Regions from separate parts of the Homo sapiens genome. Here all the other regions are linked to region 2. A link is a contact called in ENCODE Hi-C data. All regions are on one chromosome and are shown on one strand. Each heading gives the region's core, a stretch centred on a gene start or an enhancer-like site at or near the end of the contact. The rest is flanking DNA. Distances are from core to core; before and after follow the strand shown.

Region 1 (4,132 bases), core at 1,466-3,965, 720 kb after region 2:
GAAAAATCAGTAAGGGTGTAGTTGACCTGATGAGCAATAGCAATCAGCTTGGTCTAACTGACACTTATACGGTACTCCATTTAACAATAGCAGAATGCATGTACTTTTTAAGCTCACATAGAATATTTGCCAAGATGTACTTCATTTTGGGCCATAAAACATACCTTAACAAATTTAAAAGAATAGAAATCCTAAAAGTTTGTTCTCAGACCATAAACTAGAAATCAGTAACAGAAAAATAGCTGGAAAATTCCAAAATATTTCCAGATTAACCAAAAGAGTTCTAGGGTCAAATAAGAAGTCCTAAAAGAATTTTAAAAATATTTTGAAGTAAATGAAAAGGAAAACAACTTATTAAAATGAATGGGATGCAACAAAAGCAGCACTTAGAAGGAAATGTATAGTATTAAATGCATACAATAGAAAAGAAGAAAGATCTAAGTCAATAATCTAAGCTTTCATCTGAGGAAACTAGAGAAAAAAGGAGCAATTTAAGCCTGATGCAAGCAGGAAAAAAAATTAAAATTAAAGTGGAAGTTAAAAAAATTGAAACAGGAAAACATTCGAGAAACTTAATGAAACCAAAAGCTGATTTTCTTTTCAAAGAGTTAATTAATAAACCTCTAGCCAGCCTAACAAAGAAAAAAATAGAGAAGACGGAAATCATCAGAATGAAAGAAGGGTCATCACTACGAATTCCATGGACAATGGAAAGGTAATAAAGGAAAACTATGGACTCTACACCTACAAATTTGGTCACAGATGAAATGAACAAATTCTTTAAGAGGCAAACTAACCAAAACTTGCACAAGAGATAGGTTGTCTGAATAGGCCTACATCTATTAAAGAAATTTGAATCGATAATTAATAGCCCTCCAGAAAGGAAAGTACTAGGCCCAGATGGTATCACTAGCTAATCCTACCAGATATTTAAGGAAGAAATGACATCATCCTCCCCAATTTCCTCCAAAAATAAGAGCAGAGGCAACACTTCCTAACTCATTCTTTGAGGTTAGCATTAGCCCATTGTCACCTCTCAGTGCCGTCTTCTTCCTGCTTGGTGACCATGGGCTGGCTGGACTTTGAGCTCCGCTGGCTCATCTTCCCTTCACTAGAGAGCAAGTGAAAGAGAGATGACAGGGATGCCTGTCTGGGAGTGGTGGCACTGGGCACTGAAAACCAGTCTGGTGCCACCACTACTGCTGATAATAGCAATAGCTTTTGCTTTCTTGGGGCTGTACCAGCGCCAGAAGTAGCCTTAGCACAGAGTCCCAATTAGACAAGTTTCCATACATTTTTACATTCCACACATTTTCATTTTTATCAAGAATGTACAGTCATCCCTTGGTATCCAGGGGGAATTGGTTCCAGGACCCTCCATGGATACCAAAATCCATGGATGCTCAAGTCCCTGATATAAAAGGTGTAGTATTTACATATAACCTATGCACATCCTCCTGTATATTTTAAATCATCTCTAGACTTATAATACCTAATACAATGTAAATGCTATACAAATAGTTATACTGTATTTTAAATTTTTATATTACTTTTTATTGTTGTTATTTATGTTTTTAATTTTTAGAAAATATTTTGCATTCATGGTTGGTTAGATCCATGGATACAGAATCCACAGATAAGAAGAAATGACCGTATTGATGTACTTGTCTTTTTTTTTTTTTTTTTTTGAGATGGAATTTCACTCTTGTTGCCCAGGCTAAAGTGTAATGGTGTGATCTTGGCTCGCCAAAACCTCTGCCTCCCTGGTTCAAGCGATTATCCTGCCTCAGCCTCCTGAGTAGCTGGAATTACAGGCATACACCATGACACCCAGCTAATTTTGTATTTTTAGTAAAGACAGGGTTTCTCCACGTTGGTCAGACTGGTCTCATTGTCTTACATTTTTTAAAGATGATTTCCAGGCTTCTCTGACCAGATATGTAAAAAATACCAGAACAGAAGAATAAAAAAAGCAGAAGCAGCACTCACTCTCTACCTGCTTGCCTTTTTTGTTGGGTCTCATCTGCTTTCACTTCCTCCTACCAAGTATTCAGAGATCCTGAAGTGATTCTAGGGCTAAGAGCCACATAGATGGGCTCAGAGCAGAACCGGTCCCCAACTACACAGCCTGGAAAGTGTGACAACAGACAGGCGTTTGGATTTTAATTCTTCTAAAAAGATCCTTTTTAGACAGAGTTGTCTTTTGGAGTGGGGATAAAGGAGGCCTGGGGGAGAAGAGAGGGTTCAGAGGTCACGGGGAATCATCCAATCCTACACAAAGCCTCAGAACAGGCATGATGTTCAAACAGCTCCAGTCCAGCCATTTGCAGATGTAAGAGAATAGGAAGATGATGTGAGTCACGGCATCCTTGAGTTTCTCCAACAGCCAATCCCTGCAATTTAAAAAATCTGATTGCCTCGTTATTTATTTGTAACTGAATTCTATTGTATACCTGTAGAGTGAAGCTGGGTAGACATTAAATAACAAGTATGAAAGGGAACCCTACCAGAGATGAAGGACAGACGGGAAAGGAGACGATGACCCACCTGAAGTTGAGATTGCTGTCTCCACTTGCCATCTGCCCCTGCTGGCCCTGCTGGGCCATGAGCTTGGCCTAGGATCACACCCGATTCGATTTTCACTGCCCCGTTCCTTCCTGCAGCTCTGAGGTGAAGCTGCCAACTGCCCCTCGGTGCTCAGTCAAAGAGGAAAAGAAAAGTGAAATTGCCTAACTAGCTGACGTGGGTGCACCAACTCTACAGTCCTCCCTCCACCCAATCTCCATGACGTCTCTCAGTCAAGGGAGGAGGAGCAGAGCCAGCCCCACGAGGCCACGGAAGACAGGGTCACTTGTTCCTGCCAAGGAAAGAGGGTGGAAAAGTCATTCAACTCAAGCAGATCAAAGTTGTTTTGAGGTAAGGTGGCATCATGAGGAGGAAGTAAACTCTGTATTTGTCCCCACCCCTTGCTGAGGTGGCTGAGAAGGACAAGTGAAGACCAGACATTTCAAATCTTCAGTCAGGCTCCAGGGCTGGCCATGCACCTTAGTGAGCCTGGGCTGGATGGCTTAGGCCCAGTGTTTGGACATGGGGCCAGGGAGAACTGAAATAGCATGCATTAGAAAGTGGGGGAGATGCTCTTAGCACTCCATGAAAGCAGACAGAGGTAAAAGACAACTCTCTCAACTCCTCCAGCCAAAGGCAAGTGCTGAGGTTGGGCAGAGAAATGAGGTGCAATTCTAAGTTTTCTCAAATATGTGGGCACTTTACAACAGCAGCCAGGGGTGACTGGGAAAAAAATGAGCTTCAACCATTTCACTGAAATCTTGAGGAGAGTGACAGCCTTCTCACTGGATGGGGAAAGGGTTTGGAGCTGAGATTATCTAGACCTTCAAGGACAATATGATACAGGAGGATAGCTGTATTACATTTATGTTTGCACACAATTTTTCATTTATACCCAGCCCTCATTCTGTAAAGGATTTGAAACAATTTACAAAAACACACTATATCAGCATAAAGTCGAGTGATAAACAAATGGAAGCAAAGGGCAAATATAAAAAATATAACCACAGGACTAGAAATCCAGGCAGAAAAATGGGTCAAAGACAGGGGGCTGATGAGAGCCAGGGTATGGGTAGAATCCAGGGCCAGTGACAGAACAGTAGTGAGGATTGAAAAGCCAGAGGCAAAGCAGTATTTTTCCAAAACATGTGCTCCTGAATCCTACTTTTTCTGGTTCATTACACATATGCAAGGAAATTTGCATACATAAGTTTGCAAAATACAGAGTGCAAGAAATTTCTACCCCTTCCACACTTCTGCTTTCTTTCTACCAAAGGAACAAACACCAATCTGGTTGAGACAAACTCTAGAACACTGATGAGGACACCTTTTCCAGTATCTCTCTCTCTCTCCTCTCTCTCTCTCTCTCTGTCCTCTCTCTCCTCTGTCTCCCTCTCTCTCCCTCTCTCTCCCTCCCTCTCCCTCCCTCTCCCTCTCTCTCCCTCCCTCTCCCTCCCTCTTTAAAACAAGAAGGAAAAGTATGCTGGGCTTCTGTTAGACACAGCTGTCCTCTCCTCCCAGTCTCCATGGGGCTCCAACAAGGCCTGGTACAGACTATACCGCCTGC
Region 2 (4,061 bases), core at 553-3,052:
TAGTCTTCTATCTGCTTTGTCCACCACCAGAATTTGTTACTACCGAGGAGGGCCAGCAGACACAAATCCTTCCCCTAGAGGCTGGTGGGAGGAAGGAAGGCAGCTCCCAGCCCCGCAGTGAGGCTCCTGCTCCTGCTTCATGGAGGGCGATGTGCGGGAACCTTACCTGGTTCTTCCCCCGGCAGCGAGTGTGGGTGGCTGGGACAGCATCTACGTTCGTTGTCGCATCTGCAGGGCCTAGCGCAGCGCCTGGTATTTGCAGGGCATCAAGAATGATTCTTGGAGGGCTGAACAACCAGCATGAGGGCAGGCAATGGGCCTTCCTTGTCTTTGATACCGTGGCCAGGCCTGAAGAATCAGGATGAACAAGCGGAATGTGAATTTGTTATTTTTATTTTTAATTTTTCTGGTACATAGTAGGTGTCTGTATTTACGGGGTACATGAGATCAAAGTAAATTTGTGACAAAGCATTCAGTTATATTCTCTCCACTCCTGAAAGATTCTCTTCACCTTCAGTTAAAGCAAATCATGCTGTAGGACGTCACTGTTGAGTCATTCTCCGGGGGCTCCCAGAGACACGGCATTCTCGTTTTCACTCTGAGAATTAAATCTTGTGCCGGGTGTCACAGTCATCTCTGTTGTGGACATTTCCCTCTGAACTAACCAGCGATGGTTACTGGAAACCACGGCTCCTCCACCTCCCTCCACAGGCTTTCTCCCCTTCCCTTCCACACTTCTGGGGTTTGCCTGGGGATCCAAGTCTCTACACTGGTGAAGCAGGCACAGCTGTCAGGTCACAGACTCACGTGTGCAGGACCATAGCTTCTGGGTCATCAAGCTCATGGAAGCCCCCGGGACAGTCATGTGGGCACACGTTGGAGGGATGTGGATTTGCCCCTTTCCACACCACAGCTTTGCCCTGTCCAATGTCCAGTGGTGGGTAATTTCCTGGGAAGTCTCCTTGAGGTCCTCTCTGGGACCCGGCATCTGGGACCAAGATGCTGTTGTGTGTGTAATGAATGGCAGAAGGCATCTTCATGGAGAGGCTTCTCACTTCACTACTCTTGCTGGTCCTCCTCCTGGGCTAGGGCCAGGGAGAAGAGGGACAGCCCGAGGGCCCCTTCCTAAGACAGACCCTGTGTTAGGCCATTCTTATGTTGCTATAAAGAAATACCTGAGGCTGGATAATTTATAAAGAAAAGAGGTTTAATTGGCTCACTGTTCTGTAGACTTTATATGAAGTGTGGTGCCGGCATCTGCCCTGCTTCTGATGAGACCTTGCTTGCAATTTTGGCAGAAGGCGAAGAGGAAGCGGCATCTCACATGGCCAGAGTGGGAGCAGAGGAGGGGTGGGGAGGTGCCGCACACTTTCAAACAGCCAGATCTCGCAAGAAGGAACTCGCTGCTGAGAGGACAGCACCAAGGGGAGGGCGCAAGATCATTCATGGGAAATCCACCCCCATGATCCAACCCCCTCCACCAGGCCCCGCCTCCAGCACTGGGGATGACAGTTCAACATGAGATTTAGAGGGGACAACACCCAAACTCCATCAGACCCTGGACGGGGATAGCTCTTAGCTCTCCAGGCTCTTGCTCCGTGACCTACTCTGGCATTGTTGCCTCTCTTGCTTGGCCCCCCAGCTGGGGATGCCCGGAGACAAACATGGGCACTGCTGCTCCTGCCAGGAAATTCCTGAGCCCAGACATCTCTTAGCACCCATGCCCAGGGCTGGCTGGGCTTCTTGGCCCTCCACGGAGGGGCTGGCTAGTGGGAGAGGAGAGGAGGTGCACAGGAAGGAGGGGCTGCTCTGGAAGGCAATAGCCAGCCAAGCTCTCGGGCAGTCTGGGGGCGGGGAGCCAGCCAGGATGCTGTCCTGCTAACAGGGGATGGCTCCGGATGTAGATGGGCCTTGACCTGGCTCTAGTCCAAGCACTGCCCGGGATGGCCTCTGCTGGGGCCTCAGTTTCCACCTCTCTACAATGGGCACAGTTGTGCTACAGAGAGCGCTCTCTCTCTCCTCTCTCTCTCTTTCTCTCCTCTCTCTCTCTTTCTCTCCTCTCTCTCTCTTTTCTCTCTCCCTCCTCTCTCCTCTTCTCGTCTCTTCTCTCCTCTTCTCTTCTCTTCTCTTCTCTTCAGGTCACAAGGACAAATCCTAGGGGAACAGAAGCAGGATGGAACTCTGACTTCAGAGCCCCAGGGTCGTGCTCTCACTCTGTTCATTGGCAATGATGAAGGAAAAATTGGTCTGCTTTCACCCAGCTCTCCCTAGCCTGCCCCTTCTCCTGCCCCTTCCGTGTCTCTTCCCCCTTACCCCATTCTTGTGGATGGGGGTGGGGGTGGAGAGTGGGGGGTTCCTTCTTCTGGGTCTGGTGCCCACCCTCCCCATCGGGCCCTTCTCAAACAGCCAAGCTCCCATCTCCCACTGGCTGCCCCTGGCCTTTGGACCCTGCCACCCTGCAGCCCCCTGAAGTCCCTTCCCCCATGGCCCACCCTCCCTCTGCTCTTTTGGCTTGGCCTCCCTCTCTGCTCTTCACTCCTCCTGTGCCATTGACCTCCCTTTTGGCCTTTCTCTGGCCTCCAGCCACCAGGGCAGATGCTCTACTGCCCCCTGCCGCTCTCCCCCCACACCTGCCTCTTCCACCTGCCCTCCATTGGCCCTTCCTGCAAAACGTCCTGGGGGCCTGAGTGGGGAATGGAGGCTGGAGGGCAGTGGCTGGGTCCCTTGTGGGGTTGGTCTGGGACTCCTGCCCCTGAGGACTAAGTAATTCTCTCTCTCAGCTGCTCTGCTGGGGACACTCCCTGAGGGAGGCAGGGCCAGGAGGCCCGGCTGAGGCAGGAGAAGGAGGCAGAAGAAGGAGGCAGGCCCTTGCCTCTGTCCTGGGCCCCCTTTCTGTGATCTTCTGGCATTCTCAGGGGTCTGCCCAGCCCTGGAGTGTGAGTGTGGGGGTGGCCCCTCTGAACGTATTCTTGCTGTTCTGTTGGTTCTGACAGTGTCCTTCCTGCCCCTTCTGGTCTGTGTCACATTCACTTTAATCTCAAAATGTTTTCTGAAATTGCTCAGAAAAGAAAAGGCCCAGTATAGCCCCCATCACAGGGAGGGTAGCTCAGAGGGGGCCACTACCCCGGGCATCAGGCTCCCCTGCACTCTGGATCCCAGAATGTCCAGGACCCCTGGGCTGGAGAACAAAGGGCCATCTCTCAATGATCAGTCAATAACTCATCAAATATTTCTTAAAGAGAGCAGACAGGATCCCTTAGATCTTACAATGTAAGATGCAAATAGATATCAAACAAATACTTGAAATATTTTAATGTTTAAGATATTTAAAAAGCACAACTTTTGGAGGAAGATGAAGGCATGACATGAGCTGATAAAGGGGACCCCGAGTTGAGCTGGAGATCAGGGAAGGCCTCCCTGGGGGAGTGACGTTCAACCTGAGACCTGAAGGACAGGGAGTCACTGCGGATGTGACCCAGAGCCAGAGATGAGACTGGGACCTCATTTGTCCCTGAGCTTCCTCCAGCCACAGTCCAGCTCTGCTTGGTGACGGCATCGCAAATAGGAAAGTCACGAGGTGGTAGGTGGTGGTCCCAGGGAGGGAAGGCCAGGAGACCGAGTGTGGGAAGTGGTGGGCACACAGCTCACCATGGCAGAGGAGGCAGAAACACATGTGGCCATGGGAGAGCCCAGGTTGAGCGTCCTGGGTCTGGGAGCGGGGGCAGGCCCCCCAGGATACCACCCTGGGTTCAGGTTCAAATGCTATGCTCAGTCTGGGGGACTTCTGGTGCTTGTCTTTCTTCCAGCAAAGGGCCCTGCTCACTGTGGACTCTGGGCACTCAGAGGGCAGCTGCGCTGGCCACCAGCAGCCAGCCAGGTCAGGACCGCACTCCTGCAGCCTCCCTGGGAGTGGCCGTGGGCTCCTGTGGGGTGCTGGACAGAGCATCTAGAGGGTTCTCTCTGAGCCTGGAGGCACCCAGGCATCAGGCCCTCCAACCCCTTCTTTTCTTTTTTTTTTCTGGAGATGGAGTCTTGCTCTGTCGCCCGGGCTGGAGTGCAGT
Region 3 (4,504 bases), core at 228-2,727, 720 kb before region 2:
CAACAGGTCCCTTCCCCACACACTCCTCTCCATGACCTGCCTCCTCTGCTTCCACCCACCATCCTCTCAAATGAGACTGAATGCCTCCCCAAACAGTCCTGGGCCCATTACCCTATTCCCTCTACCCCATGCCCTGGTCTCGGCTCACGGCTTCCTCCAGGCCGCTTCCCCTGTCATTGACAAGCCAAGCGCCTCCTTCACAGTGGTCTCAGGTTGTCCTAACTGCCTATTTCTAGGCGTTTCTCCCACTGGCTTCATGCTCTGCGTCACTATCACCGTGTGCGCCCAAGTGCAAAGTTGGGTCCAGGGCAGGAGCCAAAAAATCAGTGAAGAAAGAACGAAGGAAAGATTAAAAATTGCTTGGGGTGGTCGGCAGATTATGCTTTGCATGTAAACTGGGCAAGTGCAAATGAATCCAAAACAGGCCGGAAACAAGATCGTGTTCGCGGGCCACAGACAGCGGAGGCGGGGCTAGCACTCGAGGGTCCACGTACATCCCCGGGCCGCGCAAACAGCGGCTTCTGTGAACCACTACATTCCTGAATGCACGTGTCCGTGCACACCCGGACCTGTGCAAACACAAATGCGGACATTCTCGGGTCCAAGTACATCCTCGAGGTCGTGCACATACGAAAACATGGAAACCCGCGGGTTCGTGCATGCCAGAGTTTTGGTGTGCGTGCTAGGGAGTGTAAGCAAGGGTATGCGCACACTTCCGAGGTTGTGCACATACAGAAAGGCGCACGCCCCAGGGTTCTGCACACAGAAGGACGTGCACACCCCCGAGGTCAGCCGGCAGACCCTTCTTGAGGAGGTAGAGGCGCCTAATTCCCCCCATATTTGGGCAACGCTGCAAGCTCTAGGCGCCATCTTCGCTCCGCGGGCAGCGGAAGGACCTGCAGACAGCGAAGCCCTGGCGCTTGGGCATTTGTTGTGCCGGCTTCCGGGCGTCCATCACGCGGAAGCCGCGCCCCAGACGCGGGAGACGCGGCGGAGCACGAAATGGCGGGCGAGGGGCGGAGCGAAGGCGGCCCGGGGCGGAGCGGCCGAGAGCCTCGCCCACTCTTGACTCCAGGCTTGGCGCACCGCCTGAACCCTTGCGCAGGCGCACAGCACGGCGCGCGTTCCCGCGTTCCTTCCGACGCGCGCTAGAACACAAAGGGCTGGAGGGAAAGCACGGAGCGCTGCAAACTTGCGGAGCGGCTCGTGGTGTGGAGCGGCCTGGAGCGGACTCTCAAGGGCCGGAGCCGGGCTCGCCGGCACTGCGCTCGGGCGCAGGGTGGGGCGCGACACGGCACTGGTTCCCTTGCCCTCTCTCTCCGGCCGTGGCCGCCTCGCGGGCCGGGGTGGGCGCCCAGGGCGCAGGCGCCGGTGCGCGGGTGGGACCAGGAGCCTCCATTTTCCCTCGCACGCGCTAATGGCGCAGCTGGGCCCTCTTCCTCTGGCGGGGGTGAAAATTCCCCTCCGGGGAAGCCCGAGGCGCTCGCTCCCCAAACTCTTTCGTCGGTGCGCGTGCTTAAAGCGGGCGGATGAAGCGTTCTTGAAAGTGCCTACACCTTTTGAGATGTGATTCTGAGTTGTTCATAGAAAAAGAAAAGACATACCCTTCCGCAAATTCATCCCCATAGTTTGCAACTTTCTACTTCAAATTGGGGTTATGGATTTGGGGGAGGCAAAAATAAGTTTAAAAATTTCCATTAAAGAGATGTTCCTGTAAAACAATGATCAAGAAAATGTTTAAAAGCAAACCTTAGCCATAAAACTAATACAAGTTCTTGGTAGAAGTTTGTTTTTGAGACGGAGTTTCGCTGTCGTTGCCCAGGCTGGAGTTCAGTGGCGCGATCTCAGCTCACTGCAACTTCCGCCTCCCGCTTTCAAGCAATTCTGCGTCAGTCTCCCTATGAGCTGGGACTACAGGCGCCCACCACCACGCCCAGTTAATTTTTGTATTTTTAGTAGAGAAGGGGTTTCACCATGTTGGCCAGGATGGTCTCGATATATTGACCTCGTGATCTGCCCGCCTCAGCCTCCAAAAGTGCTGAGATTACAGGTGTGAGCCACCGCGCCCGGCCAGTAGAAATTTTTGAAAGAAAGAATGGTAGTGTTCACCTTCCGTTTGCAGTATGCCAGGCCCTGTTTTAAGTGCATTAACTTTCATAACCAGGTCCACGTGGAAGAACTGACACACAGAGATAAGTACAGAAGTACTTAAAGGACGCGAAAGGACGAATAGTCTTTTCCACCTTCCAGTACAGCCACTGTCTGATTCAGTGGCATGGTTCCTGCCAGCGCTCTTCCGTGCATTAGGAAGTTTGGTTCATGGTTTACATACATACTGGAGCAGTTTTTGCTTCTCTGGCAGAGCTGTGGTTGGGCAAATAGAAAAAAACTCAGCAGGCTCAGAGGAGCCGGTCAACTGCCAGTTTCTCACGGTCTCTGGGGAGAGCTAGGTCCCGGCCAGTTGAGAGACCACGTTCAAAGGTTAGAATGTTAGTTATCTGGTGACTTGGGATCCAGAATGCACATAACTCTTGTGATCAGGTCATGGGGTTGGAAGGAAAAGTATCCGTATTCCTCCCTCCCTTTATTTTTTCCTACAGGGTCTCAGTAGTCAGTAGCACATTCGCAGGTCACAATTACCTTTCAAGTTTCCGCAGCTCATTTGAGGATTATGAGGAACGGCATTTTTGCAGGTCAGAATGGGGTCAAAGTAGAAGGCAGAGGGCAGGGATCATTCGTCATTGATACCTGAAGCAGCTGAGATTTTAAGGTTATTAGCCTTGCCCAAATTCATAAACTAATAGCGGAGCAGAGATCCTTCATCCAAGTTGAGGTGTCTGACTTGCAACCTCAGTTTCCAAGTCCTTAAGGTCTATATGATCTTTTAATTGTGTCCATCCTTATTTCTCTTTTTAAAACTTTAACAAGGTGGCCGGGTGCAGTGGCTCACGACTGTTATCCCAATACTTTGGGAGACCGAGATGGGTGGATCACTTGAGGTCAAGAGTTCGAGACCACTCTGGCCAACATGGTGAAACCCCATCTCTACTAAAAAAATACAAAAAATTAGTGGGCATGGTGGTGCGCCGCCTGTAATCCCAGCTACTCTCAGGAGAGGCTGAGGCAGGAGAATGGCTTGAACGTGGGAGGCGGAGGTTGCAGTGAGCCAAGATCGCACCACTGCATTCCAGTCTGGGCGACAGAGTGAGACTCCATCTCAACAAACAAACAAAAAACTTTAACAAGGCAGAGTGGTATGTTGGCTCTATGCCTGTAATCCCAGTACTTTGGGAGGCCAAGGCAGGTGGATCACTTGAGGCCAGGAGTTCAGACCAGCCTGGAAAACATGACAAAACCCCATCTCTACTAAAAATACAAAAATTTGCCTGGTGTGGTGGCGTGTGCCTGTAATCCCAGCTACTCAGGAGGCTGAGGCAGGAGAATCACTTGAATCTGGAGATTGCACCAGTGCACCCCATCCTGGGTAACAGAGTGAGACCTTGTCTCAAAAACAAAAAAACAAAAAAACTTTAACAAGGTGGGGACTCCAACACTCAGCAATACTGATAAGTGGTAGGTCCTTGTCTTGCTTGGTGAGAGACTCAATCTTAACAGGTCCCTGACTCCTATTAATAAGACTTCATGAGGCCGGGCGCAGTGGCTCACACCCAGCACTTTGGGAGGCTGAGGTGGGTGGATCACCTGAGATCAGAAGTTTGAGACCAGCCTGGCCAACACAGTGAAACCCCGTCTCCACCAAAAATACAAAAAATTAGCTAGGCGTGGTGGCGGGCGCCTATAATCCCAGTACTCGGGAGGCTGAGGCAGGAGAATTGCTTGAACCCAGGAGGCGGAGGTTGCAGTGAGCTGAGATCCCACCATTGCACTCCAGGCTGGCGATAGAGCGAGACTCCGTCTCAAAAAAAAAAAAAAGAAAAAGAAAAATGTATAATTCAGCCGTTTTCACTGTATTTATAAAGCTGAAAAACCATCATCACTAATTCCAGAACATTTTCATTACCCCAAAGCAAAACCCGTATTCATTAGTAGTCACTCTTCATCTGCCCGCCTCCCTCCCAGCTCTTGGCAACCACTAATCTCCTTTTGTCTCTATGGAGTTTTCTATTCTGGACATTTCATATACATGGAATCATTCAATATGTGGTCTTTGTGTCTGGCGTCTTTCACTTAGCGTAATTTTTAAAGTTCATCCATGTTGTAGCATGTATCATTCCTTTTTATAGCTGACTAATATTCCACTGTATGGATATGCTTCAAAAGACTCTAGAGAGGAGGTATTTCTATGTGTGATGTGAATGAGTGATTTGGTGTCTGGCCTTGGTGTGAGAAGCAGTGTGCTCTGTATGGCATTGGAGTTGGACTGCCTAAGCTCTCCCCCTTGCTGGCTGTGTGACCTGAGCAAATCACTTTCGTTTCTTTTCTTTTTTTTTTTTTTTGAGATGGAGTCTCGCTCTGTTGCCCAGGCTGAAGTGCAGTGGTGCAA

What was found. A loop is a pair of places that touch in the nucleus more often than their neighbours do. Pooled maps may share reads with other maps.
Region 1: a map with no recorded cell type shows a loop between it and region 2 (5-fold over the local background). The contact joins the promoter of SP140 here to the enhancer-like site in region 2. A Hi-C loop is called at or near these places in 7 of 37 single-sample maps with no recorded cell type and 4 of 50 pooled maps.
Region 3: a loop to region 2 is called in a pooled map, with 2.8 times the contacts of the local background. The contact joins two enhancer-like sites. A Hi-C loop is called at or near these places in 5 of 37 single-sample maps with no recorded cell type and 3 of 50 pooled maps.

What each region holds. Positions count from the first base shown.
Region 1 is chr2:230,224,319-230,228,450 of GRCh38, reverse strand. SP140 (SP140 nuclear body protein) reads right to left here and starts at 2,715. Exons shown (of 27, transcript NM_007237.5): 1 at 2,548-2,715. The coding sequence starts at 2,606. It also overlaps a transcript of SP110 not described here. RefSeq lists enhancers at 2,126-2,175, 2,196-2,275, 2,346-2,395, 2,626-2,835.
Region 2 is chr2:230,941,077-230,945,137 of GRCh38, reverse strand. It overlaps a transcript of GPR55 not described here. Among named protein-coding and RNA genes, the nearest start is that of GPR55, 18 kb to the right of the region's middle. RefSeq lists enhancers at 1,030-1,249, 1,560-1,769, 2,700-2,749. Within about 2 kb of position 1,802, at least 2 of the 41 ENCODE cell types and tissues checked have a DNase peak (open chromatin) inside an H3K27ac peak, as active enhancers do.
Region 3 is chr2:231,658,989-231,663,492 of GRCh38, reverse strand. No RefSeq gene overlaps it. Among named protein-coding and RNA genes, the nearest start is that of PTMA, 47 kb to the left of the region's middle. RefSeq lists enhancers at 1-948, 881-1,175 and a silencer at 1,289-1,488. Within about 2 kb of position 1,477, at least 35 of the 41 ENCODE cell types and tissues checked have a DNase peak (open chromatin) inside an H3K27ac peak, as active enhancers do.